Linked DNA regions of Homo sapiens: region 2 is linked to region 1. Evidence: chromatin loops called from intact Hi-C (ENCODE). Cell type or tissue: OCI-LY7. All regions are shown on one strand. Links, peaks and the distances in the headings refer to the core of each region. The heading gives the core; the rest is flanking DNA.

Region 1 (16,000 bases), core at 3,822-11,821:
AGGTGTTTCCAGGCGTGGTGGCTCATGCCTGTAATCCCAGCACATTGGGAAGCCTAGATGGGAGGATTGCTTGAGGCCAGGAGTTCAAGAAGGTGTCATTAGCATTATCCCCATTTTATAGATGAGGGGTTAAGGTGGAAGTGGTTAAGCAAATTATCCAAGATCTCACCAGTCAGTAGTAAGCGGAGGAGGCCCAAGGACACAGGGTGTGTTCTGGGGTTGGTGCTTACACCAGCGTGGCAGGAGCTTGGGATATTAGTCAGGAAGTGGTGTGATATAAAATAGGAAGAAGGGCCAGGTGTGGTGGCCCACGCCTGTAATCTCAGTAGTTTGGGAGGCTGAGGCAGGAGGATCACTTGAGCCCAGCAGTTTGAGGCCAGCCTGGGCGACATAGCGAGACCCCATCTCTAAATAAATAAATAAAATAAAACCAGGAAGATGGATGGGTTGGGATCAAATTAAGGAGGGACCCATGTGCCAGGATAAGAAGTTAGCACTTCATTCAATAATGACCGTTTATAAGTGGCCATCGGTGGCTTTTTAGCCAGAGAAGTGATGGGGTAAAAATATCTGAAACAAGTGGTTGAACACGAGATAGTCTGAAGGGCCAAGAGTCTGCCAGCAGATGGCTCAGCGGAGACAGAGTTGAAGTGATGGAAAATTGCTGCCTGCGATGGTGGCAACGGAACAGAAAAAGACACATGACAAGACTTAAAAAAAACACAATGGTAGGATTCCACGGTCAGGAATTCCAAAATATTTAAATCTGGGTGGCCCAAAGGAGAAGGGGTGATATCACCGAATGAACTGGCAATGCAGGAGGAAGAGCCAGTTTAGAAAGTCTTGCGCACGGAAAAAAAAGGTTTTTGTGGCATTGGCACAGATTTGAGGGAGATGAATTTAGTTTAAGATATGCTGAAACTGAAGAGCTGGCAAAGAATGAAGATGTGTAAGTCACACTTCCAGCCCTCGAGCCGTTGGTAATTCTGAGTTCCTTTTCTCTCTTACAAATACATACACAATCACACATGGACACAAATGTACGCACACACACATTATTTATATATTTATTTATTTTTTGAGACGGAATCTCACTCTGTCGCCCAGGCTGGAGTGCAGTGGCAAGATTTCAGCTCACTGCAACCTCTGCCTCCCTGGTTCAACCGATTCTTCTGCCTTAGCCTCCCGAGTAGCTAGGACTACAGGCGCACGCCACTACACCTGGCTAATTTTTGTATTTTTAGTAGAGACGAGGTTTCGCCATGTTGGCCAGGCTGATCTTGAACTCTTGACCTCAGATGATCTGCCCGCCTTGGCCTCCCAAAGTGCTGGGATTACAGGCATGAGTCACTGTGCCCAGCCTCACACACACATTCTTACATACATGCCAGAGAAGCAAATAGAAGTAGTATATAGTAAATAATAGTAAAATGAAAAAACCGTCCAAAACACTTGGTACTGACAATATATGCTACGAGTGATCTGAAAGAGAAAGATCAATTGGCCTCGTAGCATTCAAAGGGGTTACAGTAGGATCAGAGGAGGGGTATTCCTGGAACACGTGCTTACAGGCATTGAGCATCGAGGCAAACATGGAGGGAGGGATAGTGGGAGAGGACAATTATCATAGGCATCACACATTTTTTGAAAATGTGGTTTTAATGACCTCAAAGTATTCCATGCAAAACTACAATTTATTAGACGATTCCTCTAACTTTTTACATTTATGAGGTTGGCAATTTTGGCTATTATAAATTACATTAAAATGAAAGCTGGCTGGGTACAGTGGCTCACACCTGTAATCCCGTGCTTTGGGAGGAATGGGGAGGATGGCTTGAGCCCAAGAAGTCGAGGTTCCAGTGAGCTATGATCACACCACTGCACTCTAGCTTGGGTGACAAAGCAAGACCCTGTCTCAGAAAATAAATAAAATAAAATAAAATAAAGTCTCTGTAAATAATTTTTCGCTTACATCTGACCATTCTTGGAAGACAGATTCTTTGTTTTTTGAGATGGAGTTTCACTCTTGTTGCCCAGGCTGGAGTGCAATGGTGTGATCTTCGCTTACTCTAACCTCTGCCTCCTGGGTTCAAGTGATTCTCCTGCCTCAGCCTCCCAAGTATCTGGGATTACAGGTGTCCGCCACCATGACCAGCTAATTTTTTTGTATTTTTAGTAGAGACAGGGTTTCACCATGTTGGCCAGGCTGGTCTTGAACTCCTGACCTCAGGTGACCCACTTGCCTCGGCCTCCCAAAGTGCTGGGATTACAGGCGTGAGCTACTGTGCCCAGCCAGAATAGATTCTTAGAAATGGAATTAGTGGGCTGAAAAATGTCAATTAAAAAATATATATGTATATATTTTAGAGACAGGGTCTCACTCTGTTGCCCAGGCTGGAGGGCAGTGATGCAATTATAGTTCACTGCAGCCTTGACCTCCTGGGCTCAAGCTATCCTCCCACCTCGGCCATCTGAATAGCTGGGATTATAGGTACGTGCCACCATGCCCAGCTCTAAGATATTCTTGACACTCTTTGCCAACAGCCTGCTAAAAACATGGTCAGTTTGGCTGGGCAGGACGCACAGCTGTGTGTTCTGTATGACCTGTTTTACACATTAAATATTTGAAAATAAATAAAAACACAACCCACAATGTTAACAGTGCTTACCTCCGGGTGTTGAGGTTTAGGGGTGATTTAATGGACTTCTTTTTACCTTTCTATATTGTATACATTTCCAAAATAATTTTATCAAATTACTTTTTTAAGTAGGAAAATCCTATGATAGAACACTGTGCTCAAGGCATGAATCCTGTGTTGTTGCTCCAGCTCTCCAGCCGACAATGTGAACTTGGACAAGCCACTGGATCTCGGCTGAGCTAGAGCATCTGAGACAGCCACTAGGTGCTCTCAGCCCAGGACCTGGGGCACTTAAAAAACTCCTTGCTCTGAGTCCCTGCCCAGAGTAACTGCATCTGTATTTGCAGGGTCGGGTGAGGCCTGGTTATGGGAATTTTTCAAAGGTGAGTCATGGACACTAATGTGCAGTTTAGGGCAGGCTTCCCTGATCCAAAGGCTCTAAGGAAGGCCTTGAAAGCCACGATGAAGACCTCATCCCATGGGAGCTGTGGGCTCCTTCAGAGCTGGGAGAGAGGAGGCGGGTGGTGGCTGCGGCACACCTTTCTGTGTCTGTTGGCAGCATCTCAGCCGCAGGTAGCAGGTGGGGTCTGATTCATCTCCAGCAACATTTACAGACAATGAGTCACAACCAAAGAAAATCACGTATCCCGAGAGGGAAGCCAGGTCCTCTTTGATTCCAAGCACCGGGTGAGATCAGAACAGGAGGACCAGGCAGGCAGTGTCTGGCGGTGGCTCTCCCTTCCTGCAGCAGGGGAGCAAAGCCGGGGGTCTCTATTTTGGCGGGGCTTGTGGTTGAGGAGAGGGGAGTGAAGATGGGCCGGAGGGAGAAGTGGGATCAGGCTGGTGGCCTTGCTTCCTCTGGGCCAGTGAGCAGTGGCCACTCTGCTGGCCAGGCACCTACCCTCCTCCAAAGCCTGGAGATGAGGGCAAGTGAATCCTTCACTCCTCTCTTGGGGTTATTTCTATGGGGAGGGGGCTGGGCCCTCTGCTGGTTCCCTTAGCAACAGGGCCTGGCCCAGCTGCATTGTGCAGAGGCCCCAGCTAGGAAAGGCAGAGGGGGAAGGAAGGGAGGAGATGGTTTTCCACGGCCTGCCCTTCTCAGAGGTGGCGGGGGCTGTCAACATCCCAGAGCCCTTGGTTCCGGAGGGGGAGGGGATGCCCGTCGAGAACTCAGTCTTTTCCCAGGGGGAGAAGGCCAGAGAGGGGCCCCGTGGGCATCACTGAGGTCATTGTTTACATGTAGAAAATTAGGCTGCAGCCACTCTTGGCTGCATCCCGGGTGGGAGGTGTTAGAAAGAGGACCAGACCAATCTTGCCCTTTGACGCTGCCCAGAGGAGGCGACCAGTCCCCGACAGCCCTGCTTGGCGGCGGGTCCTGGCCTTCCATCCTCTGTGCGCACGCGTGGCATTTTCTGACCTGCCCTTGTCAAAATGACTGCATGTTCTTCTTAGCATTTGGATTTGCAGAGCTTCTGAAGGGCTTCTGCCTCTGAAGTCCCCTGCCCTGCCTCGGTTCTCACGCCTTCACGCTCTCCCTGCTCTTCTTGCTCTTCCATTCTGCGTGGCTGTGGTCCCCTCTCCCTCGCCCCATCTCTCCTGCTTAGCGTCCATCTCTCCCCACGTTCCTTCTTCCCATTTATTCCTCCCCCACCACTATTCCAAAGCCAAACAAATTTCCCGTCCTCTTTCCAGTCTGTTTTCCCTCAGGATAATAAAAGTTCTCTCGGGGATCAATAAAACCATCCAGGCTACAAGACATTAGCAAACTGTGACCTAGATAGGCAATGCATGTTAGAAAGCTTTTGCCAATAGTGATATTTATTTTTATTTATTTAATTTATTTATTCATTTATTTTGAGACAGAGTTTCGCTCTGTTGCCCAGGCTGAAATGTAGTGGCGCAATCTTTGCTCACTGCAACCTCCGCCTCCTGGGTTCAAGCAATTCTCCTGCCTCAGCCCCCTGAGTAGCTGGGATTACAGGCATGTGCCACCATGCCTGGCTAATTTTGTATTTTTAGTAGAGATGGGGTTTCTCCATGTTGGTCAGGCTGGTCTCGAACTCCTGACCTCAGGCGATCCGTCTGTCTCAGCTTCCCAAAGTGCTGGGATTACAGGCGTGAGCCTCCGCGCCTGGCATATATTTATTTATTTATTTATTTATTTATTTATTTATTTATTTAGAGATGGAGTTTCGCTCTGTTGCCCAGGCTGGAGTGCAGTGGGGTGACCTCAGCTCACTGCAACCTCTGCCTCCTGGGTTCAAGCGATTCTCAGCGATTCATTCCTTAGCCTCCTGAGTAGCTGGGACTACAGGTGTGTGCCACCACACCTGGCTAATTTTTGTATTTCTTTTTTTAATAGTAGAGACAGGGTTTCACCATGTTGGCTAGGCTGGTCTTGAATGTCTGACCTCAAGTGATCATCCTGCCTCAGCTTCCCAAAGTGCTGGGATTACAGGTGTGAGCCACTGCATCTGGCCCCAGTAGTGATATTTAAATGCCTTGATATGTAAAGGTTTGAGCTTCCAAATGGAGATCACGATTATTGTAAAAGTGACCACTTTTCTGACCATGCCCGATGAAAAAGATGTTAGCATATATTCTAAACGCCATTAAGTGTCTTAAAAAGAACATAAATGTCTTCTGGAGGGATATATTGATGTTTTTAGTAATTCTCATATTGCCACTTTCTTAGAGATCATTATTTCGACCTAGAAAATATCTTTTTTTTTTTTTTTTTTTTTTTTGAGATAGGGTCTGGCTCTGTTGTCTAGGCTGGAGTGCAGTGGCACAATCTCAGCTCACTGCAGCCTCCACCTCCTGGGATCAGTTGATCCGCCAGCCTTAGCCTCCTGAGTAGCTAGGACTACAGGTATGCACCACCGTGCCTGGCTAATTTTTGCATTTTTCGTAGAGACAGGATTTTGCCATGTTGCCCAGGCTGGTCTCGAACTCCTGGGCTCAAGCCATCCACCCAGCCTCGGCCTCTGTGGTGAGCTGCGTGCCCGGCCTGCAATGCTCTTAAATACACACTGGGGAGACTCAGTCACCCATTTCATGATGGCCCTTTTCATTATTGAATGCATCACCCACATAGAGGAACAATACCCAGGACCCAGCTTTCCACAAACACAGAGGAGGTGGGCTTTCCTGCACTGCTGTGATCTCAGGGCAATGGGAAGCTTCCCCATGAAGTGTCCTCTAGATCCAGGTAGTCTAACATGAACTGGGCCTGAAGTGCCAGTGTCGGAGGATGCTTCTTCTGAGGTCTTTGCTCTGTCTAGGGTCCTCTTTCCAAACGCACATGCCAATGAAGGAAATTTGGGGACCTCTTTCTGGAAAGCATTAACCGCTGCCTAGCTGGGCTTGGGGAGTCAGAGGGAGTGGGCTCCTAGGAAGAGCAACTCGGGTGTCGGGGCGAGAACAAGTGGGAGAGAGAATGGGGCAACAAGGAGAGGATAACTGAGGTCCCATTGTCCTTCCCAAGGTGTGTTTCTTTTTTTTTTTTTTAAGGCAAGGTCTCACTCTGTTGCCCAGGCTGGAGTACAGTGGTGTGACCTTGGCTCACTGCAGCCTTGACCTCCTGGGCTCAAGTGATTTTTCCACCTCAGCCTCCCATATAGCTGGGACCACAGGTGCATGCCACCATACCTGGCTAATTTTTTAAATATTTTTTTTGTAGAGATGAGGTTTTGCCATGTTGCCCAGGCTGGTCTCGAACTCCTGGACTCAAGTGATCCACCGGCCTCGGCCTCCCAAAGTGCTGGGATTACAGGAGGGAGCCACTGTGCCCAGCCAGTAAAATACTTTTAATTTGATATTTGTTTCACGGTCTCTGTTGGGCTTTCTGGCTCCTCCCTGCTAATTTTTGGCTAGAAATGGAGAAGAGGGATGGTGGCAAGAGGAGGGTGTGTGCGTGAGTGGCAGAGGGTGAAGGAGAGTGAGCTGGTTGTTGGGCTGAGTGGTAGTGGGTGGATGAGAAGGAAGCTGTCTCCCAGCTTCGACACAGGGTTGTGCACACAAGAGGCCACATGCCACACCATATACCATGCACACCACCTCACACACGCACACTGAATCACACACACCATATACACACCCCTTACCCCATGCCACACACATACAACATCACACGCACACATCATGCACATAATCACACACCACGCACATACACACCACACACACTACACTGCACATTATACACACACCACCACCAAGGCATACACACACACAGGCACATGCCACACACAGCCTTTAGCCTTTCGAGAGAATAACACTGCCACCTGGTGGCTATTCACGTGCAAAGGCCCCGCTGAGTCTCGAGCATCAGTAACACAAGTTGTGTTACTCTGTACTTAGTGACTCTGGTTCCCACAGTCGAAAGTCTGCTCTTTTGACTCTTTGACTCTGCTCCCTCATGTCCTTTTCTCTGAAAATGAGCCAAACCATAAATGTACTTCTGAGGAGTGTTCGACAGTGTTCCCGGGAAACTCTGGGTGAGACAGAGAGCACTCCGATAACATCTCCCAAACGCGCTCCTGGTGCTCAGGGCCTTCAAACCCAGACAACTGGGCTTCTTTCGGAAAGAAGCTGTGGACTTGAGGAGGCAGAGAATAGCCAAAGAAAGGGCTTGATTTCAGGAGCTGATTCCAGCCTCTGTCAATACTGTGCATGTTTTAGCTACAACGACGGAAGAGCAGAGAACCCTGCATTATCAATATCAATTTCTGCTTCCCTGACCCATGCTTGGTATCTCCAGTAACGGCTCATTTCACTTTGCGATAATTAAAAGAAATGCCATCCATTTGCATTTTGAGTTCCTGCCCTGGGCCAGGCACAGTGCCTGGGAGTTCTGTCCGCTCCATCCACTGCTGGTGGCCTCAGTCCTCCCAGAAGGTGCAAAAACAAGTGTGCTCCTTGCTTTTTCTTTTTTTGAGACAGGCTCTCTCTCTGTCACCCAGGCTGGAGTGCAGTGGCACAATCATGGCTCACTGCAGCCTTGACCTTTTGTGCCCAAGTGATCCTGTTGCCTCAGAGCTAGGACTACAGGTGTGAGCCACCACATCTGGCTAATTTTTAAATGTTTTGTAGAGGCCGGGCGCGGTGGCTCACACCTGTAATCCCAGCACTTTGGGAGGCTGAGGCAGTTGGATTGCCTGAGGTCAGGAGTTCGAGACTAGGCTGGCCAACATGGTGAAACCCCTTCTCTACTAAAAATACAAAAAATTAGCCGGGCATGGTGGCACATATCTGTAATCCCAGCTACTTAGGAGGCTGAGGGAGGATAATTGCTTGAACCTGGGAGGTGGAGGTTGCAGTGAGCCAAGATCGTGCCACTGCACCCCAGCCTGGGCAACAGAGCAAGACTCTGTCTCAAAAAAAACAAAAAAAGTTTTGTAGAGACTGGGGTTGGAGGGAGGTCTCCTTATACTGCCCAGGCTGGTCTCGAACTTCTGGGTTCAAGCAATCCTCCTGCCTTGGCCTCCCAAAGTGCTGGGATTATGGGTGTGGGCCACTGTGCCTCGCCTGCTTTCTTTTTCAACCAGTGACTCAGGAAGTCCAGGGCACAGGTGATCTTTATCTCCCTACATCGATGCAGCAACAGGGTTCAGCTGAATGAGATCCTATGCATAAGGATATGGTTTAGATTTGTGTCTCCACCCAAATCTCATGTTGAGTTGGAGGAGGGGCCTGGTGGGAGGCGATTGGATCATGAGAACGGATTTCCCCCTTGCTGTTCTCGTGATAGTGAGTGAATTCTCACGAGATCTGACGGTTTAAAAGGGTGTGGCACCTCTCCCTTTCTTCTTTCTACTGCTCCGCCATTGTGAGGGCGTGCTTGCGTCTCCTTCGCCTTCTGCCATAATTGTAAGTTTCCTGAGGCCTCTCAGCCATGCTTCCTGTACAGCCTGTGGAACTGTAAGTCTATTAAACCTCTTTTGTTCATAAATTACCCAGTGTCAGGTAGTTCTTCATAGCAGTGTGAGAACGGACTAACGCACATACTGAGCATAACTCACTGCCTATCACATCATATGTGTTCCTAATGGTAGCTGCTTATGCATATAAGTAATAACGATGCTTGGGAGCAATGTACATTTTCAAGTGCCTTGGAATTTTATAAGGACTCATTATAAGGCATCAGAATTTTCAGCTATAAGAATTTTTATTTATGAGGAAGTTTAAGTTCTTTCCAAATACTAACCCATGAGTCTTTGCAAAATCCCCTGGAAGTGACTGACCAGAAAGGGAACGCTGGCCGACCATTAATCTGAGTAATAGAGTTAGGACAAGGTACAGGCAGTTCTTCAAAGCCTCCCTCAAAGTCTGGAGCAATAAAACTGTTGTAAACAATTTGGTATTGAACTGTATGTTCTAGGTAAAGGCGGACTTATTTGCCTCAACACCGGCAAGGAATACAGTTGTGAAAAATGACTCAGGATTAGTCCACGAGCAGGGTGACAGGGAGGACTGGAGGGCTCACATCGTCCCTTCTTTTCCTCCCCAGTATTTGAATATAGGTGAAATCAAGTCAATGTGAGGATTAGAGGAGGATGTAGGATAGGAGTGTGGAAAGCGACATCGGGTGGGCTTTCAGGGCCTTGGAGAGGCAGGTGGGTTCTTGTGCCTGTGTCAGTCGTGGTGGTGAAGAGTTAAGTGCAGCTCTCTGAAGCTGAGTTGCTTCCCCCTAAGCTGCCTGTGAAGCTGGAAACTAGGCTGTTTACCTCTTATTTCTCCTGGGTCAGAACTCTAAGCACTTTCTGTTGGAGACATTTCTTTTTTTTTTTTTTTTTTTTTTTTTTTGAGATGGAGTCTCACTCTGTTGCCCAGGCTGGAGTGCAGTGGCGCAATCTCGGCTTACTGCAAGCTCAGCCTCCCGGGTTCACACCATTCTTCTGCCTCAGCCTCCCTAGTAGCTGGGACTACAGGCACCCGCTACCATGCCTGGCTAATTTTTTGTATTTTTAGTAGAGACAGGGTTTCACCTTGTTGGCCAGGATGGTCTCGATCTCTTGACCTCGTGATCCATCCGCCTCGGCCTCCCAAAGTGCTGGGATTACAGGTGTGAGCCACTGTGCCTGGCCTGTTGGAGACATTTCTAAGTGTCCAGAAGAAAGGCAAAAAAAGAAGAGTGAAAAAGTTTAGAGTAAGTCTATCATCTATGCATGTGACTGTTAGGAGTAGAGCTTAAGGCCACATTCCTTGCCACAGAGTCTAATTCCAGCTTGTTCTTTGTCTCCTTTTACCTGTCTTTAAGCTTTTTTTTTCCTTTGGAGGCAGGGTCTCCCTCAGTTGCCACTGCTGGAGTGTAGTGGCGTGATCATGGCTTACTGCAGCCTTGAACTCATGGGCTCAAGCGATCTTCCTGCCTTAGCCTCTGGAGTAGCTGGGACCAGAGGTGCGTGTCACCACGTCCAGCTAATTAATTATTATTTTTTTTAAATTTAGAAACAGGGTCTCACTATGTTGCCCAGGTTGGTCTCAAACTCCTGGGCTCAAGTGATCCTCCCACCTCAGCCTCCCAGAGTGTTGGGATTACAGGCATGAGCCACTGTGCCCAGCTGAAGCTTTTTTTTTTCCTTTTATTTTTTTCTTTTTTTTGAGATAGAGTTTCACTCTTGTTGCCCACGCTGGAGCGTGATGGCTTGATCTTGGCTCACTGCAACCTCCACCTCCTGGGTTCAAGCAATTCTCCTGCCCTCAGCCTCCTGAGTAGCTGGGATTACAGGCATGTGCCACCATGCCTGGCTAATTTTGTACTTTTAGTAGGGATGGGGTTTCACTAAGTTGGTCAGGCTGGTCTCGAACTCCTGACCTCAGGTGATCCATCTGCCTCAGCTTCCCAAAGTGCTGGGATTACAGGCACGAGCCACCATGCCCGGACCCCAGCTGAAGCTTTTTTTAAAAAGCCTTTTTATCTTAAGATGATTTAAAGCTTACAAAAGAGTTCCCATCTACCCTCCACCTAAATTCCCCTAAAGTTAGCATCTTAACATCAGGACAGCCCTCTTTACTAAACTGCAGACTTTATTCGGGTTTTACCAGTCTTTCCATGAATGTCCCTTTTGTGTTCCCAGATCTCAACTACACATGGCGCGTGTAGTCGCTTGTCTTGTCTGCTTAGCCTCCTCCTACCTGTGACAGTTCCTCTCTTTCCTGACCTTGACCCCTGACACTTATTCTGCAGACCGTCTTTCAGTTTGAGTTTGATGTTTTCACATGATTAGATGGAGGTTATGCCTTTTTGCAAGAATATCTCAGAAGTGAGGTTGTGCTCTCTTTAGCAGGCCACATCAGGGGCATGTGATGTTGACATGTCTCATTACTGGTGATGTTACTTTAGCCATATGACTAAGGTGATGTCTGCTGGTCTCTCCTCCAGCCTGTCTTTGAAGACAGCATGGCCCCTCACAGCTCCAGGACAGCCCCAACCCCAGCCAGAAGGACGCTTCTGGGAAGTTCATCTTCACCTGCAGCTCTTAGAGTCGAAAATAGGCTGCTCAGAGCTGAGCTAGGGCCCAAGTGGGTGCTCTGTAAACCTGCACGTTTCTAATTTGATAGAATTGATTATTTCAATTGAGGTTCAAGCTGATGATTACATGAAAATAAGCCAGGTGAGGTGGTTCACACTTGTAATCCCAGCACTTTAGAAGGCTGAGGTGAGAGGATCACCTGAGGCCAGGAATTTGAGACCACCTGGGCAACATAGTGAGCTCCGTCTCTACAAAAAATTAAAAATTAGCCAGGTGAGGTGGCACACCTGTAGTTTCAGCTACTCGGGAGGCTGAGGCAAGAAAATTGCTTGAGCACAGGAGGTTGAGGCTGCAGTGAACCGTGATTGCACCACTGCGCTCTGGACTGGGGGACAGAGGGAGACCCTGTATCAAAAACAGTGATCCCACCTAAGAGATGAAGGAGCTGATGGATTTATGCTCTAACTCATATCAGTCACTGGTTGAAGAGGCGGGAGTTGGTGTGAATCCCTGGGTACCTCCAGGCTGCTGGGTACATAGGCAGAACCACCTCTGGAGAAAACCCTTAGGAAACAGATGCAGATATTGGCATTTGGAAGAGCACATTGAAGTGGTGAGCCCTGCAAGATATGGGCAGAGTACCAACATCTGCTATAGGAAAGAAAGAGAAATTATGTAAGTGTTGTTGTTGTTGTTGTTGTTTTTTGTGTTTTTTTTTTTTTTTTAGAAAGTCTCGTTCTGTTGCCCAGGCTGGAGTGCAGTGGTGTGATCTTGGCTCACTGCACCCTCCGCCTTCCGGGATGAAGCAATTCTCTTGTCTCAGCTTCCCAAGTAGCTGGGATTACATGCCTGGCTAATTTTTTTGTATTTTTAGTAGAGACAGGGTTTTACCATGTTGGCCAGACTGGTTTTGAACTCCTGACCTTAAGTGATCTGCCTGCCTCAGCCTCCCAAAGTGCTAGGATTACAGGTGTGAGCCACCGTACCTGGCCAAAAATTACATAAGTTATATATTTGTGTTAGTCTTTTTGTGTTGCTATGAAGAAATACCTGAGGCTAGATTGTTTAAAGAAAAGAAGTTTATTTGGCTCACAGTTCTGCAGGCTGTACAGATAGTATAGGGCTGACATTTGCTTCTGGGGAGTCCTCAGGAAGCTTATCATGGCGGAAGGCCAAAGGAAGCCAGTCTGTCACATGGCAAGAGGAGGAGGAGGTGCCAGCCTCTTTCAAACAATCAGATCTCATGTGAACTCATAGAGTGAGAACTTGCTCATTCCTGTGAGGACAACACCAAGCCATTCATAAGGGATCCGCCCCCATCACCCAAACACTTCCCACTAGGCCCCACCTACCACATTGGGGATCACATTTCAACATGAGATTTTGAGCGGACACATCCAAACCATATAAACATTTAAACCCCAAAAGGGGTATGTGTCCTGTTCAGCTTCCTGAAGTTATTCATCTTAGTCCCCTACCAGCTAGCACAGTGCCTGGCATGGAGTGGGTATTCAGTATACATATTTCATTGTTGAGGGGAAAAAGTTTCTCAGGAAAGGGCAGAAAGTGCTGAGAAGGTCTCATGTCAGGAAGCAGCAAGAGCTGTGCATAGAAAAGACTGCAGCCGCCAGGCACGGTGGTTCAGGCCTATAATCCCAGCACTTCAGGAGGCCGAGGTGGGTGGATCATCTGAGGTCAGAAGTTTGAGACCAGCCTGGCTAACCTGATGAAACCTTGTCTCTTCTAAAAATACAAAAATTAGCTGGGTGTAGTGGTACGCACCTGTAATCCCAGCTACTTGGGAGGTTGAGGCAAGAGAATCACTTGAACCCGGGAGGCAGAGGTTGCAGTGAGCCGAGATCACACCATTGCACTCCAGCCTGGGCGACAGAGCAAGACTCTGTCTCAAAAAAAAAAATTCTTAGATAGTTCTGGAGAACAGAAATCTGAAGTCAGTTTCACTGGGCTAAAGTCAAGGTATTGGCAGGGCTGTTTTTTTCTGCAGGCTCTGAGGGGAGACGCTTCTTGGCAGCTTCCAGCTTTCATTAGCTGCCTGGGTTCCTCAGCTCATGGTCTCTTCCTCCGTCTTCAAAGAGCATCACTGCAGTCTCTCCTCTGCCGTCACATTGCCTTTTTTTTTTTTTTGTTATGAGATGGAGTCTTGCTGTGTCGCCCAGGCTGGAGTGCAGTGACCTGATCTCGGCTCACTGCAACCTCTGCCTCCCGAGTTCAAGTGATTCTTGTGTCTCAGCCTCCCAAGTAGCTGGGATTACAGGCACGTGCCACCACACCTGGCTAATTTTTTGTATTTTTAGTAGAGACAGTGTTTCACTGTGTTAGCCAGGATGGTCTCGATCTCCTGACCTCGTGATCTGCCTGCCTCAGCCTCCCAAAGTGCTGGGATTACAGGTGTGAGCCGCCGCACCTGGCCTGCCTTCTTTCTTTTTTTTTTTTTTTTGAGACAGTCTCACTCTGTTGCCAGGCTGGAGTGCAGTGGCGCGATCTCGGCTCACTGCACCCTCCACCTCCCGGGTTCAAGTGATTCTTCTGCCTCAGCCTCCTGAGTAGCTGGGCCTATAGCCGCCCACCACCACGCCCAGTTAATTTTTGTATTTTTAGTAGAGATGGGGTTTCACCATGTTGCCCAGGCTGGTTTTGAACTTCCGGCCTCAAGTGATCTGCTCGGCTTGGCCTCCCAAAGTGCTGGGATTACAGGCATGAGTCACCGTGCCCGGCTGCCTTCTTTGTGTCTGGTTCTTCCCACATTCCTGCTATAAGGATGCTTGTGATGCCATTGGCCTATCCAGATGATCCAGGACAATTTCCCCATCTTAAGATTAATCAGCTGCAGAAATCCCTTTTGCCATATAAGGTAACATTCACAGGTTCTGAGGATCAGAATGTGGACATATTTGGGGGCTGTTTTCAACCTCTGTCCCTGGGAAATTGAAGCAAGGAGACTGAACGACATCAAGCAGAGGAAATTCTCTGTAATATGGAATCCTTCCATAACATCAATCCCTATAAGGCCAAGGACTAAGGACTCTTTCAGCCATGGGAGTTTGCATGTGCGAATGGGAGCTGTGTATCTTGATGTGTTCCCCACCTTGGGGGCGAGGAGGGCATTCCCAGGACTTTCCTGAGCTATGGACAGTTTGAGGCCTGGGAGCCGCACAGGTTTCTTTCTCTAGAAAGCAGCGGAAGCCCTTTGAAATCCATTCAGCTACCAACTGGGTGGGCCATGCAGGGCCACTGGGAGCTACCCTTGGCTATGGCAATCACTGAGAATGGAAAATGGATTTCAAAACAACCAAAGTGCATCGAATTAGTTCTTTTTGGCTGCCTCTGGTGAAACTGTTTCTCGTGTTGGTTTAGTAAGAGCAATCCTGCTGGGAGCTGCATACACCAAGTGGAAGTCTCTCCTGCTTCTCAAGTAAATCAGTTTTTTTTTTTGTTTTTTTTTTTTTGAGATGGAGTCTTGCTCTGTCACCCAGGCTGGAGTGTAATCGTGGGATCTTGGCTCACTGCAACCTCTGCCTCCCAGGTTCAAGCGATTCTCCTGCCTCAGCCTCCTGAGTAGCTGGGATTACAGTACCCACCACCACGCCTGGCTAATTTTTGTATTCTGTTTAGTGGAGATGGGGTTTCACCATGTTGGCCAGGCTGGTCTTGAACTCCTGACCTCAGGTGATCAGCCCACCTTGGCCTCCCAAAGTGCTGGGATTACAGGCATGAGCCACTGCGCCCAGCCTTTTTATTTTTAATGTAACAGAGTTTAATTGAGCAAGGAACAATTCACAAATCGGGCAGCCTCTTGAGCTAGAGTAGGTTTAGAGAGACTTCAGCGCAGCTGTGTGGTAGAAGATTTATAGACAGAAAATGGAAATGGACTTACAGGAGATGGAAGTGAGATGGAAGTGAGGTAAGAAACATCCGGATTGGTTACAGCTCGTGTTTACCTTATTTGAGTAGTTTGAACAGTTAGCCCCCTTTGACCGAAACTAGGTGGTTGGCACAAGAGTAGGCTACAGTCTGTTGACACCTCCATTTAGGTTATAGTTCATTATGTACAGAGAAACCTGTAGGCTGAACTTAAATATGTAAGGAGGCAGATTTAGGCTAAACTTGATTTAACAGTTCCCCACTTTTGATCATCCTCTTGATTTTGAGAGATTGACCGAAACCTCCAGCATTGGTATCACTATCTTAAGTGTTCTTATTCTGTCTTGTAACCCACTGGGAAATAGCAGAATAGTGGGTTTTGTAAGGTGAGAACAAGGACAAGATAAGAGTTCTTGGGCCGGGCGCAGTGGCTCATGCCTGTAATCCCAGCACTGTGGGAGGCTGAGGTGGGTGGATCACAAGGTCAGGAGATCGAGACTGTCCTGGCCAATGTGGTGAAACCTCATCTCTACTAAAAATACAAAAATTAGCTGGGTGTGGTGGCACATGCCTATAATCCTAGCTACTCGGGAGGCTGAGGCAGGAGAATCGCTTGAACCAGGGAGTCGGAGCTTGCAGTGAGCCAAGATGGCGCCACTGCACTCCAGCCTGGCGACAGAGCGAGACTCCATCTCAAAAAAAAAAAAAAAAAAAAAAAAAAAAAAAAAAATTCTCAGCAGAGGCAGCTGCTTCAGAATGCCTCCGAGTTTCCAACATCCCAGAATCGGCACCACTGGAAAGGAGTGGAGTCTCTCCCTTCTGAGAGAGGAGGTGGCATCCACGTGTCCCAGAACCTCTGAGATGGTGCTGATTGCAAATCTTCTGTCCTGTTGTTAGCTCTTGTGGTAGATTCTAGAACCAGATCTGACCCAAGGACACTGAGCAGCTGGACTCTTCCTCCTCACAGCATGAATTGTTGGATTTATTGCTGCCCCCTCTCCTAAT
Region 2 (16,000 bases), core at 4,644-12,643, 120 kb before region 1:
AAACCCTGTCTATACTAAAAATACAAAAATTGGCCGGCCATGGTGTCACGCACCTGTAGTCTCAGCTACTCGGGAGGCTGAGGCACGAGAACTGCTAGAACTCTGGAGTCGGAGGTTGCAGTGAGCGAAGATCGTGCCACTACACTCCAGCCTGGGTGACAAGAGTGAGACCCAGTCTCAACCAAAAAAAAAAAAAAAAGAAAGAAATAGAATTTCAAAAGTTTGCATTCTCTATGATTTCTGCACACAAAATCATTCAGATTATCTTCCACGACTACAGCCAGCCCCAGTCTGTGGCCGGAGATGATAAATGATTTATTTGGTTTATCTTTTTGGCCAATGGTACGCAACACAACAACTGGATCACTGATCACTTAATATATGAAATAACAGCTTATTAAAAAACAATAGGTCCCTCCTAAGAATTTGGTTATAGGGATCACAAGGAAAGAAATTATTTCTCTCTCTCTCTCCATCCTTCAGGTATCGTCTAACAATGCCAGCCTTTCCTTCCACAACAGCAATATAACTGGGGTTTCAATTCTAAAAATTAACACCGATAAATAGGAACTACCGTTTCCCTTTAAAATATAGCCAGGTGTACATTTAGCTTTTTTTAATCATGGTAAAACACACAAAACATAAAATTTACCATCTTAACCATATACATTATTTTTTTTTTTTTTGAGACAAGGTCTCACTAGGTTGCCTAGGCTGGCATGCAGTGGCGTGATCTCGGCTCACTGCAGCCTCCCCCTCCCAGGCTCAAACCATTCCTCTCACCTCAGACTCCCAAGTAGCTGGGACTACAGGTGCACACCACCACACCTGACTAATTTTTATATTTTTTGTAGATACAAGGTCTCACTATGTTGCCCAGGCTGGTCCCAAACCCCTGAGCTGAAGCAATTCGCCTGCCTCGGCCTCCCAAAGTGCCGTGATTACAGGCATGAACCACCATGGCCAGCTGCATTTAATTTTTATATGAAGAACATATTGAACGATAAAAGCAAAAAGGCCACCTATTATTACTAAGGGAGAGCATGCAGGGGAAGTTTTAAAAAATTAGTTCAACTGTTCCCAATGTATGCTGAAATTTTCTTAAATTTCTTAAATCTCTAAAGGGCAATCTATAAATGCACACATTGTCCACGGTTTAAACTTCAGACTTCTGATTTTTTAAAACTGTATTCACTAAACACCCCCACATCAAACCACAGTCACTTCACTTCAGAGAGGTTCAAATCTGGTTTTTGTTTTTCTTGAGATATCTAGTTCAAGTGCCTTGCGGGTATGTACAATCAGATATCCCACAACCATTTCAGCTTTCTTAAACTAACTTCGTCATCTCTTACTCAATATCAGACTCCTCTCTTTCAATACCATTATTTTCTCAAACTAAGAATTTCACCTCCAATTCTTCTCCCTGGGCCCTGCCCACTTCCCTGGCGCTATTTTGCAGATGCGCCCTCATTCTCTTTATAATCGCTGTCGGTCCTCTATTTTGACCATCTCACCTCACACCGAGACCAATGCTCTGTTCTCCCTGTCTCCAGCCTCTTGTTCAGAATTTCCAGATAAATTTTTCTAAAATTCCTTTTAATTATAGCTATCACTCCTCCTATTAAAAATCCTGGAATCACCTTCCAAATTAAGTCCAAACTTCTTGGCCTCACACCAAATTCCCAATACAATCTGCCCCCAACCATGAGCTGCTGCGGTTCCGCGTGTGTTTTTCGCAGGCCCAGCTTTCCTTCTTAGTTTGCCCTTCTGGATAGCCTCTGACCTGGAATGCCTCCCCCAACACACACTTATCTCCATTAGCCAAGTATGAAGAACTCATTCTTCAGGTTCTACTGAAGGAAGAGCCTCAATTTCCTCATCTTCCAAAAGGGGAACTAATAGTTAACAGCCGTATCACAGGGTTATTCTACAAATGGAAACAAGTAACATGGAAAGTGCCAAGCACACAGACATTAAAAGGCTATTTTCTTCCTTTATTTTTTCTAAAAATTAAATGGGAAAAACTAAATTAATATTCTTGAGAAGAGAAAGTGAAGAAGTTGTGAGGTGATGATGGTATGATCAGAGGAAAAAGAAAAACGAGGGGATTCTTGGGTACTTCGCAGAGTGCTGGCACCGGTTCCCTACTGCATTTCATTCACTTTCAAAAGCACAGCCTTTCTCCTAATGTGGATGTGCCTCCAGTCCTACTCTAGGTATCGGCCACTAGAAGGATCACCTGGGGCCAGGTGTGGTGGCTCACCCCTATAATCCCAGCACTTTGGGAAGCCGAGGCAGGTGGATCACCTGAGGTTGGGAGTTCGAGACCACCCTGACCAACATGGAGAAACCCTGTCTCTACTAAAAATACAAAATTAGCTGGGTGTGGTGGCACATGACTGTAATCCCAGCTACTCGAGAGGCTGAGGCAGGAGAATCGCTTGAACCCGGGAGGTGGAGGCTGCAGTGAGTCGAGATCACACCATTGCACTCCAGCCTGGGCAACAAGAGCAAAACTCCATCTCAAAAAAAAAAAAAAGAAGGAGAAGGGTCACCTGGAGTCAGAAACGAAAAAGAATACACAGGTTTCTCTTAAAAGGCAGCAAAATGATCACGCCACTGCACGCCAGTCTGGGGCAACAGAGGGAGACCCTATCTCAAAAAAAGGGCAACAAAATTTCATCAATCCACAAAACATCTCAGCATTTCTGGGTCCCCTGTGACTCTTGCTTTTGACTTTGAGACTTGTGTCTTCCCCATCAAGCACTAACCAAAGATGGGCTATGATCTTAACCGCCCCCGTCTAACCCTGCCCACCCCACACCTCCACACCATGCTGACACAGACAACACCGCTGCACAGGGCCGGGCTCACAGACCAGGCCCCACAGAGAGCAGAGCACTGGGATGCGCAGCCACAATGTGACATGGGCCAGGAACCCCAAACCATAGCAGTGGTACCCATGCCCCGAAACAAACACTCTAAGAGAAGCTGGAGGAGAACAGGCATGGAGAAACCGCTGTTAGAGAGAAGACAAAGAGGAAGTGGGCTAAGAAGTCCTCACCATGCTGTTAAGGTGTCTACTCCTAGCTGTCCAGTTCTCTGGAAGGGAGGCAGCCTCAGGGAGGGAAGCCAGTGGGCACCCACTGGCCAGGCGACCAGCAAGTCAGCACTAGCCAGGCAGGCTGTGAGAGCAGGGTGGGGTGCGAAGCCAACAGAGAAATCCTGGAGCTCCAGAGGAGATGGGGACAGGGTTCTCCAGAAGCAGCCAGGATGATAAGAGGCCAGTACCCATTCAGGGCAATCCTTAGGCCATGCTAACTGGTGACTCCACCCCTGCAGGTGGACTCATCGTCACTTGTAATAGGTACTGTTGTCTGCTTGTGTATTTGTCTTCTCTCCCTCACTGGTTTAAAGTTCCAGATTCCACTTTGCAAAATTACCCACACCAGTGCTCTCCAAAGAGCAGGTGCTGGCTAAAGAGCAAATGCATCATAGTAAAATATATTAAGCGCCTAAAAGTCCTATGTATTTTCACACAGCCCACAGCCTCTACTTCTGAACCAAGAAGATATCGGAGGGGCGTGGACTCAGCTCCCCAAGGCGACTCCTCTGCACAATGGCTCTACAGACACTTGAAAACTGCCAGAGGCCGAGCGCAGTGGCTCACGCCTGTAATCCCACTTTGGAAGGCTGAGGCGGGAGGACTGAGGTCAGCCGTTCAGGACCAACCTGGCCAACATAGCTAGACTCCATCTCTAAAAAAGAAAAAAAGAAAAGTGCTAGAAGCCAAGAGGAGACGAAGGCCACTGATGTGGGCTTCACAACGCCCAGCTCCAGAAAAGAGAAGTTCAGGTCAAACAGAGACATTAAACAAGGGCATAAGAAGGAAAAGAAAGAGACCCAGAGGAAAGGTCCCATCTCGGCCATGGGTCAATACTATGAAGGTAGAAATAGAAACAGGCAGATGGTTTTTGAATTTTAATATTTTATACATGGCAAGGACTGCCCATGAAACAAGGCTGAGTGAATTCACGAGTTTCTTTCCCTTCCCTCCTGAAACCCTACAAAGATGGCATTAAAAGTATTTTTTTTTTAATTTAAATAGGCAAATAGAGACAGGAAGTAAGTGGTTGCTTAGAGCTTGGGGGTTGGGAACTGGGCATCATGGCTAAAGGATACAGGGTTTCTTTCTGAGGTGATGAAAATGTCCTAAAATTGACTGGTGGTGACTGTACAACTCTGTGAACATGTTAAAAATGACTGACCTGTGTGCTTTAAAGAGGCAGGTGGCATGGTATGTGAATTGTATGTCAATAACGGTTGCCAAAAACAATATGCTGTGAGAATGGAGTCAAAGCCAAGGTGAGGCATCAACAAAGTTTGGGGAAGAGGAGGAGGACAGGGAGGGGCAGGTGACCACCAGATCATGAAGCTCCGTCCTAAGGTCTGGTAGGAGGCTGCCATGGAGGTGGGGACGGTCAGTCCTACAGCTGCAGAGACAGCCAGGCCCTGGAGCCAGCAAAGAAAGCAGGGAGCAGGGCAGGGCTAGAAACAGGGAGCCCCCGACCCTTCATCAGCTGGGGAAGCTAGGGAGGAGGGAGAGGAGAATCTCTGGGCTATCAAAGCCGTGGAAGCTCAGGGTTCAGGGCCACAGGGTGAGCATGAGACAGAAACCAGAACAGAGAGCCTGACCTCCATTTCCTCCAGCCCTACAGCCTAAAGCCAAGTTTATCCCCCAGGCAGAAGCATGGACAAGTCTCCTAGGAAAACAAAAGCACCAGTGAAAAGATTCCGGATGCTGACTGCTGCGATCCTCCGATGAGTCCAGCTCCACGAGGAATCACAGAGAAGCCCCTGGAGGACAGGCCGCAGCTGCGCAGACAGACCTCCCGGGCAGCTCTCCACAGCCTCATCCCTAAACAATCACCAGATGCATGGGAAAGCCTCTAGACAAAGAGATCTGAATCAAAACAAAAATCAAAAATAAAGAGGACAGAGATGCTACAAGGAGAGGAAGAAAAGAATATATGTACAATTAGTATCCTCAGAGAAAAATGGACAGGAAGTTATGAAGGAACTTTTGGAAATTATAAATATTAATAACTGAAATAAAAGATAAAATAGGTGAAACAACAGAGTCAAGGAAATCAAGATCTCTCCCCAAGAGTATAACTAGAAAATAAAGACAGACGATAGAAGAGAAAAGGTATGAAAATTAAAAGTTCAATACAGCTGGTCCAACATCTGACTAAAAAGAGTGTTTCAGGCTGGGCACAGTGGCTCACGCCTGTCATCCCAGCATATTGGGAGGCCGAGGCAGGCAGATCATGAAGTCGAGAGATTGAGACCACCCTGGTCAACATGGTGGAACCCTGTCTCTACTAAAAATACAAAAATAAGCTGGGCGTGGTGGCTCGCACCTGTAGTCTCAGCTACTCAGGAGGCTGAGGCAGGAGAATCGCTTGAACCCGGGAGGCAGAGGTTGCAGTGAGTCAAGATCGCGCCACTGCACTCCAGCCTGGGTGACAGAGCAAGACTCCATCTCAAAAAAAATAAATAAATAAATAAAATTAAGTGTTTCAGAAAGAGGAAATGCAGAGAGGACATTATTACAGAAATAATACAGGAACATCTCCCAAGACAAAAGGAGACAATCCAATTGAAAGGGCCTCATTAGGCTGCCAGAAAAATAAAGGATGCCAAGTTAAATCTGAATTTCAGATAAACAAATCATCTTGTAGTGTAAGGATGTTCCACTGTTTATCTGAGCATCTTGTATTTTTTATTTGCTAAGTCTGACAACTCTCTACCTCTGCTGGCCCAATACAAGAGGTGGAAAGAAGTCCACGCTGGAGTGAAATTACAGAGCTCCAAAAAGCGAAGCAGCAGAACCAACAATCACACGGACTCGCTGTGTCCGGACTCTATTTTAAGAGGCTTGCCGCTGTGAACGCATGGATCCCCACAGCAATCTACGCGCACTCAGCACCTGTGCTTCCAGACAAAGGGGGCTCTGCCCCGGCCTGCGTGGTAGACAACCCATTTCTCTCCAGCGCTGAAAGCCAGAGACTATGCTTCTCAGTCTCATGGGAAACTTTTGTTTCATTCCCTTTTAATTTTGGAAACTGGCCAAACAAGGAGGAATTCTGGGAAAGACAGGTCAGTGGGGAAGCAGGGGGCATGTATGTGCAGGTCACAGCCCCTGCCCTGGGGTACCAGAGAAAAAGTGGGTGTCTAGGCAGGACAGGCTCCCTGATTTCCCCAGCACAGATGGTACAGTTTTGGGGAGGTGCTTAGAAGTGCCTGGAAATCAGAGAATCAAGGTGTGAGGGAATACGATAAAATCACCCTAGATGGAGACAGGCTCCTGGGAAGCTTGAGCTGCCAAGACTACACCTGGGATCAGCGGGTCTAGCGCGGCATTCACGCTGGGCTGCCGGGGCAGACTCCGGGGCCTGGCTCAGGGCTGGTCCAAGTGTGAGGCTGTCTGTTAGACTCTGGTCTTCAGGGAGAGTAGGCTGCAAGGACCTGGGTGAACACAGGGGCCAGGCCATAGACAGAGGTAGATTTGAACCCTTTAAATATTTAGGCATATCATATATACCTTGTAAATATTTAAATATACCTTTTAAATATTTAGCCATCTGGTCTCCATTAGTACTCTTGCCCCAGGCCCTACATACATTAAAGGTAGGCCTCGGAGCCATTATGATGATGGTGGTGATTATTCCTATTCTATAAGACAGAGAAGTTTAAGTGTCTTGCTCAAGGACACGTGGCTAGTGAGCAAGAGGATTCTGCCTCCACAGTCCAGGTCTGTCACCTTCTCTCTGACCACACACAGTCAGCAGGTACTATCTCAAATGAACAAGTCCAAGTTTAGCAATGTAAGCACATTATTTAGAAATAACAGAACAAACCAAAAAATTCAAATTCACTGCCTAAGGGAATTATGATGTAAAGTACTATTTTTTTGATCTATGTACATGTATTACTTTGACAAAAAATTTTAAATTGTTGAAAGGAGTTAAGTAATAATCTTTATTCATTTATTTATTTACTTACTTATTTATTTTTGAGACAGAGTCCCACTGCTTTGTCACCCAGGGTGGAGTGCAGTAGCATGGTCTCGGCTCACTGCAACCTCCGCCTCTGAATTCAAGCAATTCTCCTGCCTCAGCCTCCTAAGTAGCTGGGATTACAGGCACCTGCCACTACTCCTGGCTAATTTTCATATTTTTAGTAAAGATGGGGATTCGCCATGTTGGCCAGGCTGGTCTCAAACTCCTGATCTCAGGTGATCTGCCTGCCTCGGGCTCCCTAAGTGCTGGGATTACAGGTGTGAGCCACCGCGCCCAGCCAATCTTAACTTTACATCTCTTCCCTCGATGTAAACAACTTAAAAATTGCTCTGCTCTTCAAGTCTCATTCCTCCAGAACATAAAATATACTCATCATTTTTCCTAATGCCAATCTGTCATGATAACTAATCCTAAGGTTGTTGTTGCATTTAGTGCATTCTCAAAACTGTTTACAGTGAAATACAGCAAATTCTATTATTTGTCAGAAAATGTTCCATAATTGAAAACCCAAAAACAGTCATTTTAGATTGCAAAATCAGGTTTCGTGTATATGTGAAAGTATTATTCAGTGTATTTTTCTTTTTTAGGTCTTTTTCCCCCCAACCTCAATGCATTTAGAAGAACCTTGCTCAGTCCAAGTTAAAAATAAAGGGAAGGCAGCAGGGGGAGCTTTAAGTATTCAACTACTTTATATTCCAAAAAGCTACAAAACTTACAAAATTACGTGCTTAATGCAGAAACAGAGCAACTGTTCAGTCAAACTGACCATATCTAAGAGCACACACATCTAATGAAATGTTCATAACAATCCCCCCCACCCCTGCTAACCAAGACCAGAATCAAAGAGAAATTCCAACCCTAAGAGTATTTTGAGTCTGTTCAAGCCCCGGGGGAAAAAACAGAAAGAGAAGAGAAAAAAGCTTACAACCTAAGACTAGACCCCAGAACAAAACCACAGCCCTTTGAAGAGCGCAGTCCATACAGCCTTTCATGCCTCTACCTCGCTGGGCTGCCTGCTTTCAAATGCATGGTCACATGGGACAGGGATCTTGTCTCCCTACTTATTTTGCCGATTTATCTTCATCTGCTCCATTTGTCAGCCTAGGCTATCTTCCTCCTGTCTAAATCCCCTGAAAACACCTCCCTCTACTGATTAATCCTTCCAATCGATTGGTCTTTTCAATATTTATGTCCGTCATGTGGTGGTGTTGTTTTACTTAATAAATACCTCTACAGAAAGATCTGAGGTGGTTTATAAGAAGAGAAACATAAATAAGGCCCAAATAGGTTACAGAGGGAGAGGAATAAAAAAGCTGTATTGTTATACCTTGATAAACAGATAGCTGAGTGGGCGGATGGACAGACGGATGGGTGGATGAACAGATGGACAGATGCATATGGCTGAAGACATCCCAAGCATGTGCAGCAGCCTCTTTCCCCACCTTCCCAGCCCAGACATGGGTGGTGGCTTGACTGGGTCACAGTAGATTGGCCAGATAAAAACTGCTGCACTTACTTGAAGTGCCTAGAATAGGCAAATTAAGAGACAGGAAGTAGAAGAGAAGTTACCACAAGCAGGAGGAAGGTGAGAAGGGAGAGTTATTTATTTGGTTCAGAGCTTTTTTTGAAGGTGATGGAAAACTTTTACCATGGGTAACATATTTCATCTCACTGAACTGTACACTTATGGTTAAGATGACAAATATTATGTATATTTTACTTAAAAAACAAACAACAACAACAAAAAACAAACACTGCTAGATTTAACAGGGAAGAAAGTTACACTGCACTGAAAAGCAAGGATCTGGCTGGGTGACGCCCATAATTTCAACACTTTGGGAGGCTGAGGTGGGAAGATCGCTTGAGGCCAAGAGTTTAAGACCAGCCTGGGCAACAGAGTGAGACCTCATTTCTATTTTAAAAATTTAAAGTTAGTGAGGTGTGGTGGCATGTACCTGTGGTCTCAGCTACTTGGGAGGCTAAGGTAGGAGGACCGTTTGAGGCCAGGAGCTCAAGGCTGCCAGTGAGCTATGATCATGCCACTGCAGTACAGCCTCGTCGACAGAGTGAGACCATCTCAAAAAAAAAAAAAGAAAGAAAGAAAGAAAGTGAAGATTTGAGAAATGCACTGTATTCTAATGTCTGGCACCCCTTATGACACCTTTAGGGAAATGGGCTGATAAATACCAGCAACAGGCTAGCAACCTTTAGCAACAAGGAGTGTGAGGGGTGGGGAGCCCCGATTTTTAGCCTTTGCCCATTTCTGTGACTTAGATCCTCCCACTGGGATACATTTCAAGCTACTAACAAGATGTCCTGGTGGAGCTGGGAAGAGACACGTACGATATAGACTGGCAGCCAGCCTCAGCCAGCTCCAACAGGCAGGCCCGTCCGTCACTGTCTCCCAGAATGTTTGTAGACATTAGGAACAAAGGAGATCTTAGGGTCAAATGGTTAAACAAAGTTTAAACTGGTTTCTTTGCCACAAGAGTTCCCCAAATCTTTATCCCCAACCCATTTTGAGAGCTTTAATATATTAAAGCACATTTTGAATCGCCAAGAAGGGCTAGAGCATAAAATACTTATCAAATCTATCTGACCTCTGGACTCTCTTTTCCCTAACAGCATCTGGGAGGTGTACGTGCCCTTTTGGGAAATACTGCCTTAAAGACATGCGTCTGTTCCTTTGCAGCCAAACGTGAGACAGAGGCTGCAAGCATCTAGAAGACGACGCAGCTACTGCTCAGTGGAGGGCCACCAATACCATCTGTGACTGGCACCCTGGCAGAAAATTGAAGTTGGGCAAGCCGATTTAGGTCAAACTTTAGCAACAATTTACACAGAAAAGCCCAATTAGAGCCTCTGCCAATGGCTCTGTGCCACAGGGATAAGGGGAAAAGAAGGAGAATGGCTCAGGCACAATTTCTTTTGGCTCTTCCTGTGGGATAGTAACTTTTCTCTGAGTTCCACAATGCTTTTTCTTCTAAACTACAGAGACAAGGCCTATGTTGCCCAGGCTGGTCTTAAACTCCTGGGCTCACATGATCCTCCTGCCTTAGCCTCCCATGTGCTGGGACTACAGGCCACCATGTCCAGCTCCCAAAATGTTCATGTACATTAATCTCTAAATATTCCAAGTAGACAACAACATTAACCTAGAAAATATGCTAAAATATCTAGAAAAATTGACAGGGTAGTTTGTTCGTAAAATGCCAAGTAGTGCCTGAAAATCGAGGATGGCTTCAAGTCTAATGAAAACAAGGTGCATAAAAGGAAGATCAAGACCACACAAAAGGCAAATGATTAATTACTTCCTTAGGGAAGAATAAGGAGGTCAATATTCATAAAGCCTAGCAAATTAATACCCACAACGAGCCATGGTTTACTGGATTTGATTAGTAAGAACATCCTTTTCACTTATTCCATTATTTAAACTCTTCCTAGACCAAGGAAAGTCTATTTTCTTTTTTTTTTTTTTTTTTGAGATGGAGTCTCGCTGTTATCACCCAGGCTGGAGTGCAGTGGTGCAATCTCAGCTCACAGCAACCTCCACCCCTCAGGTTCAAGCGATTCTCCTGCCTCAGCTTACTGAGTAGCTGGGATTGCAGGTGCATACCACCACACCCGGCTAACTTTTTTGTATTTTCAGTAGAGATGGGGTTTCACCATGTTAGCCGGGCTGGTCTCAAACTCCTGACCTCAAGTTATCTGCTCACCTTGGCCTCCCAAAGTGCTAGGATTACAGGCATGAGCCACCACGCCCGGCCGGAAAGTCTACTTTCAATGGCAAGATGAAAATCATATATTTATGCTCCTGTGCATAAATGCTCTGAAGAATGTAAGACAAGTGGCAGGCCACAAAGAAAGGCCACAGCAATCTACCACAAAGTTACTCCAACACGGAAATGATGCCAGACACATCTCTTCCTTCTCCCTGTAGTTTGAGTCTAGAACCAGAAGAACATGGTGGTTCTTCTATCTCACTACCACAGACAGTAAATACAGGACAAGCAAAGAGCCACAATGAGCCCAGTGAGATTCAGGAACCACCCAGCTGATCCACAGTCAGGTAAAAACGAGTCACCATTCTACCCCCATGTAACCACTGCTCTCTCTGGCTTGTACCCACGAGAAGCAAAAGGCAAACCTTTAAATATCAAAATATCAAGCCAACCATTTCACAGGTGACAAGTTAGCTCTTAAGCAGTCCTAACAGATCAATATAATAAGCATGTGGGTCCAAAATTCACATAGCTTCCCAATTATCTCATTTCTTTCTTTTTTTTTTTTTTTGAGACAGAGTCTTGCTTTGTCGCCCAGATTGAAGTGCAGTGACATGATAACGAGTCACTGTGGTCTCAACCTCCCAGGCTCAAGCGATCCTCCCCACCTCAGCCTTCCCAAGAGCTGGGATTACAGGCACGAGCCACCACACCCGGCTAATATTTGGTATTTTGTAGTGACAGGGTTTCGCCACAGCCATGTTGCCCAGGCTGGGCAAGCGATCCACCCATCTCAGCCTCCCAAAGTGCTGGGATTACAGGTGTGAGCCGCCACGCCAGGCACCAGGCAACTAGTTATCTCATTTCTAAAGCAAACTATTAACATAATAATAGCAAGAGATTCATTGATTTCTAAATCAACTCACAGACACTTCTAATTATTCTTTTTTTATTCTTTAAAGTACATAACGCCCTTAATCCCAGCACTTTGGCAGGCCGAGGCAGGCAGATCACCTGAGGTCAGGAGTTCAAGACCAGCCTGGCCAACACATGAAACCCCGCCTCTGCTAAAAATGCAAAAATTAGCTGGGTGCGGTGGCACACGCCTGTAATCCCAGCTACTCGGGAGGCTGAGGCAGAATCGCTTGGTCCTGGGAGGGTGAGGCTGCAGTGAGCTGAAATCGCGCCATTGCACTCCAGCCTGGGTGACAGAGCAAGACTCCATCTCAAAAAAAAAAAAAAAAAGAAAGTACAAATCAGAAATTGCTGAGTTGATAATCTGGAGTAACTGACTTGCTCTCAGTTAATTGACAAGCATTCCTTGGGACTTTCTTTGCAGAGTACTACAGAAACAGCAGTCACAGATCTCATCATTTCACCCACCAGCAGCAGAAAACTGAATTCTCTTGTATGAGTTCTACTGCAGTAATGTTCCCCTCCTGTCTCTGCCACGCCCCCACTTGGGGAACCTTCAGCCAACAGAACCTCTTAGATTCAAAATCTCTACACGAACATTGCTTCTGCATCACAATTGCTCAAACTTGAATGCCAAAGTAGCATCGTTGTGAAGCGCTTTATTTAGACGACAGGCTGCCCTTTGTTCAAATGTACCTCTTTCATTCCTGGAATTTATTATGGGTATTACGTGCTCTTTGCCAATGCTCTAACACCCAGAAGTATAAGCAACAGAAACCAAAGGCCTCTGGGAGGCCTCCTCACCAGAGATCAACTGGTAACATTTGGGATACAGATTTCTAAATGCATACATAAGCATAAATATACATACACATATATAGGCATTTTCACACTCAGTAACATATCCCAGATACCGTTCCAGGTCTACGGGGCTTCCATCAAATCAGACACTCCATGTCAATTCAACAGTGTTTTCAAGAGTACCCTTTAAATTTAGATTGTGATATTCTCCAAAGAGAGTTTAAAGCCAAAGCAAGTAACCACAAGAACAACCTTTCTTCATAAATTCTTACAAAAATAACTCTTAAACAAAAAAGAAAAAACCCTTTGAGACACAGTGTTGTGTTTCACTCTTTTGCTTTAAAATCCTGAAGATATATGTTTAACTCACGATAAAATGAAAGATGAGAGAAATGGAGACATTAAAATAATTTACTCATGCGCTTAAATCATAATTTTTATGTTTAAAATGTCTCCAAGAATACCTTCTGTCACTCTATCCATCAAGATACTATATATTCTTGATTTCACAGTAAACCAGCCTTGCTTATGGGTGAGTGGGGGCTGGTATTTTAGCACTTTTACTTTCATTTTCCTAAAGGATCTTGGCCTGAAGGAAATGTTCTATTCCAAATAATAAACTACTTCCCCCAACTCAAGGTAAATGTGAACCCAGGAGTTTATCCAGCTTTAGGAGGGAGGGCAGACTGGCATAGGCTGGCACTTAGTATCACACCAGGGTGGGAAAGAGGATGGCACGTTCAACAACAAAACGAGGACTGGTCAGAACAGAGAAGGTTAACCAACTTTCTAAGAGATCCTCAGTCAAACTCATTATAAATAAATTCCTATTTTAGGTAAAAAGCTTAAAACACATGCAAGAACACAGACCAACACTAACAGTAAAAAGTCTTTTTAATCACACTTACAAAGCATGATCCATTTTACCTGATTTTTTTAAATGTTCGTAAGTACAAGCGTCCCAGGTTTCATTCATTCATTTTTGAGACAGTTTCTCTGTGTCACCCAGACTGGAGTGCAGTGACATGATCTCGGCTCACTGCAACCTCTGCCTCCTGGGTTCAGGTGATTCTCATGCCTCAGCCACCCAAGTAGCTGGGATGACAGGCATGCGCCATGATGCCCAGCTAATTTTTGTATTTTTAGTAGAGATAGGGTTTCGCCATGTTGGCCAAGCTTGTCTCAAACTCCTGGCCTCAAGTGATCTACCCACCTCAGCCTCCGAAAGTGCTGGGATTACAGGCGTGAGCCACCAGGCCAGGCCTCCAGGTTCCTTTTAAGAGGAAAGAGAGAGGCCGGGCGCAGTGGCTCATGCCTGTGATCCCAGCACTTTGGGAGGCCGAGGCAGGCAGATCACAAGATCAAGGGATCGAGACCATCCTGGCTAACATGGTGAAATCCCGTCTCTACTAAAAATTACAAAAAATTAGCCAGGCATGGTGGCGCACGTGTGTAGTCCTAGCTACTCGGGAGGCTGAGGCAGGAGAATCGCTTGAACCCAGTTAGCCCGATACGGTGGCATGCGTGTAGTTCCTGCTACTCAGGAGGCTGAGGTGGGAGGATCACTTGAACCCGGGAGGTCAAGGCTGCAGTGAGCTATGATAGCATCACTGCACCCCAGCCTGGATGACAGAGGCCCCATATCTAAAAAAATAGTTTAAGAAGGAAAAAAAAAAAGGAAGGAGAGGAACCATTTACCTACCGGGAAGAAGAGGTAAAGAGGTCTGAGGAAGAGGAAGAGGTGGAGTGGGGGAGGAGGAAGAAGAAGCTAGAGGGCAGGATGGAGAAAAAGAAGGGGAGAGGGAACAGACTGGGCATACAGTCATATTACAGTGACTGGTGAGAATACAGGTAGTACTTAATAAGTAATTCACATATCCTTCCTTACTTTTTAAATTTCTCAAAAAAAAAAAAAAATGGGCGGCAGTTAGTGCAAGGACAGAGGGAAAAGAATTCCTGTAACAGAGCAATGCGGGGTCATTGGGATTTTGGCAAGGAGATACCAGGTACAGTTTAAGGTTTAAAAAAAAGAAACCCAGAAGTCATTAAGGAGATAATGATGGAACCACCTTTATATCAAAAAAAGAATAAGGATCAAACTGGAGTCAAAGACACAATAATGGCCCTCTGGGTAGAAGAAGAGCAAATATTTAGATAAACCCAGTTGTAACAGTTAAGTACTAACCAGGGTACTTAATTTTACTTAAGAGTTATATATATACGTGTATATATATATATGTATGTGTGTGTATATATATATAACTCATATATATATATATTTTTCCTCCCCAGGCTGGAGTGCAGTGTCAAAATCTCGGCTCACTGCAACCCCCACCTCCTGAGTTCAAGTGATTCTCCTGCCTCAGCCTCCCAAGTAGCTGGGATTACAAGTGTGTGCCACCATGCCCAGCTAATTTTTTTTTTTCTTTTTTAAACACAGTCTCACCATCTCCTAGGCTGGAGTGCAGTGGCGCGATCTTGGCTTACCACAACCTCCACCTCCCGGGTTCAAACGATTCTCCTGCCTCAGCCTCCTGAGTAGCTGGGACTATACAGGTGCATGCCACCACACCTGGCTAATTTTTTATTTTTAGTAGAGGCAGGGTTTCACCATGTTGGCCAGGTTGGTCTCAAACTCCTGACCTCAGGTGATCCTGCCTTGGCCTCCCAAAGTGCTGGGATTACAGGCGTGAGCCACCGCGCCTAGCCAAATTTTGGGGTTTTTTTGTTTTTTGTTTTGAGATGGAATCACAGTCTGTCACCCAGGCTGGAGTGCAGTGGCGTGACCTCGGCTCACCGCAACCTCCACCCCCTGGGTTCAAGAGAGTCTTCTGCCTCAGCCTCCCGAGTAGCTGGGATAATTTTTGTATTTTTAGTAGAGAGGGGGTTTCACCATATTGGCCAGGCTGGTCTCAAACTCCTGACATCAAGTGATCCGCCTGTCTCAGCCTCCCAAAGTGCTGGGATTACAGGCATGAGCCACCACACCCGGCCAAGAGTTTGTATTTCTTAAACACCCACTCCACTTCTGGAAAAATATCCTTTTAAGTAGAAAGTACAAGTTAATATAAGTGCTGTTTTCTTACTAACTGTATTTTACAGAAAAAGTACAAGTACATGGATATGTGTTATATGGCTCAAGAAAGACAACCTGATAAATTTCAGGTACACCTGGAACAAGCATCCCTCTTTATTTGTGGCAGTTACCTGGAAACAGGAAGTGCCCAGGGAGGGTTTATTCACCTCTATCTAGCTAACTTCAGAGCTTTTTAACTCTATGTGTTAACTACTTAGGCATATATATCTAAAATGCTTGGAAAAGAGAGAGAAAGAAAATCACGGAAAGAGAAAACATGATTTGTAAGAGGTCTGGGGGAGAAGTACACTGAATATTCTAAATCTGAAATGCTCCAAAATCCTAAACTTTTTGAGTGCCAAATTAACACTCAAATGCTCATTTGGAACTTTCAAATT

The links. A loop is a pair of places that touch in the nucleus more often than their neighbours do. Peaks named below come from ENCODE experiments on the same cell type or tissue, not always from the same donor. Only the 100,000 strongest peaks of a DNase experiment are listed, where the experiment ranks them.
Region 2: a loop joins it to region 1, with 5 times the contacts of the local background. A loop is called at or near these places in 10 of 110 quality-filtered maps.

The regions. Positions count from the first base shown.
Region 1 is chr18:58,772,665-58,788,664 of GRCh38, reverse strand. LOC105372146 (a long non-coding RNA gene) reads left to right here and starts at 8,447. Exons shown (of 4, transcript XR_935537.3): 1 at 8,447-8,507. RefSeq lists enhancers at 5,091-5,852, 5,853-6,615, 13,205-13,706. In OCI-LY7, for the core only: CTCF peaks have their summits at 6,721 and 6,943 (motif pointing left); a DNase peak (open chromatin) is centred at 6,914.
Region 2 is chr18:58,889,038-58,905,037 of GRCh38, reverse strand. The region is part of intron 2 of ZNF532 (zinc finger protein 532); the gene reads right to left. Among named protein-coding and RNA genes, the nearest start is that of ZNF532, 32 kb to the right of the region's middle. RefSeq lists enhancers at 11,806-12,632, 14,721-15,221, 15,222-15,722. In OCI-LY7, for the core only: a CTCF peak has its summit at 7,720 (motif pointing right); DNase peaks (open chromatin) are centred at 8,037 and 8,587; H3K4me3 peaks cover 1,923 bases; H3K27ac peaks cover 2,169 bases.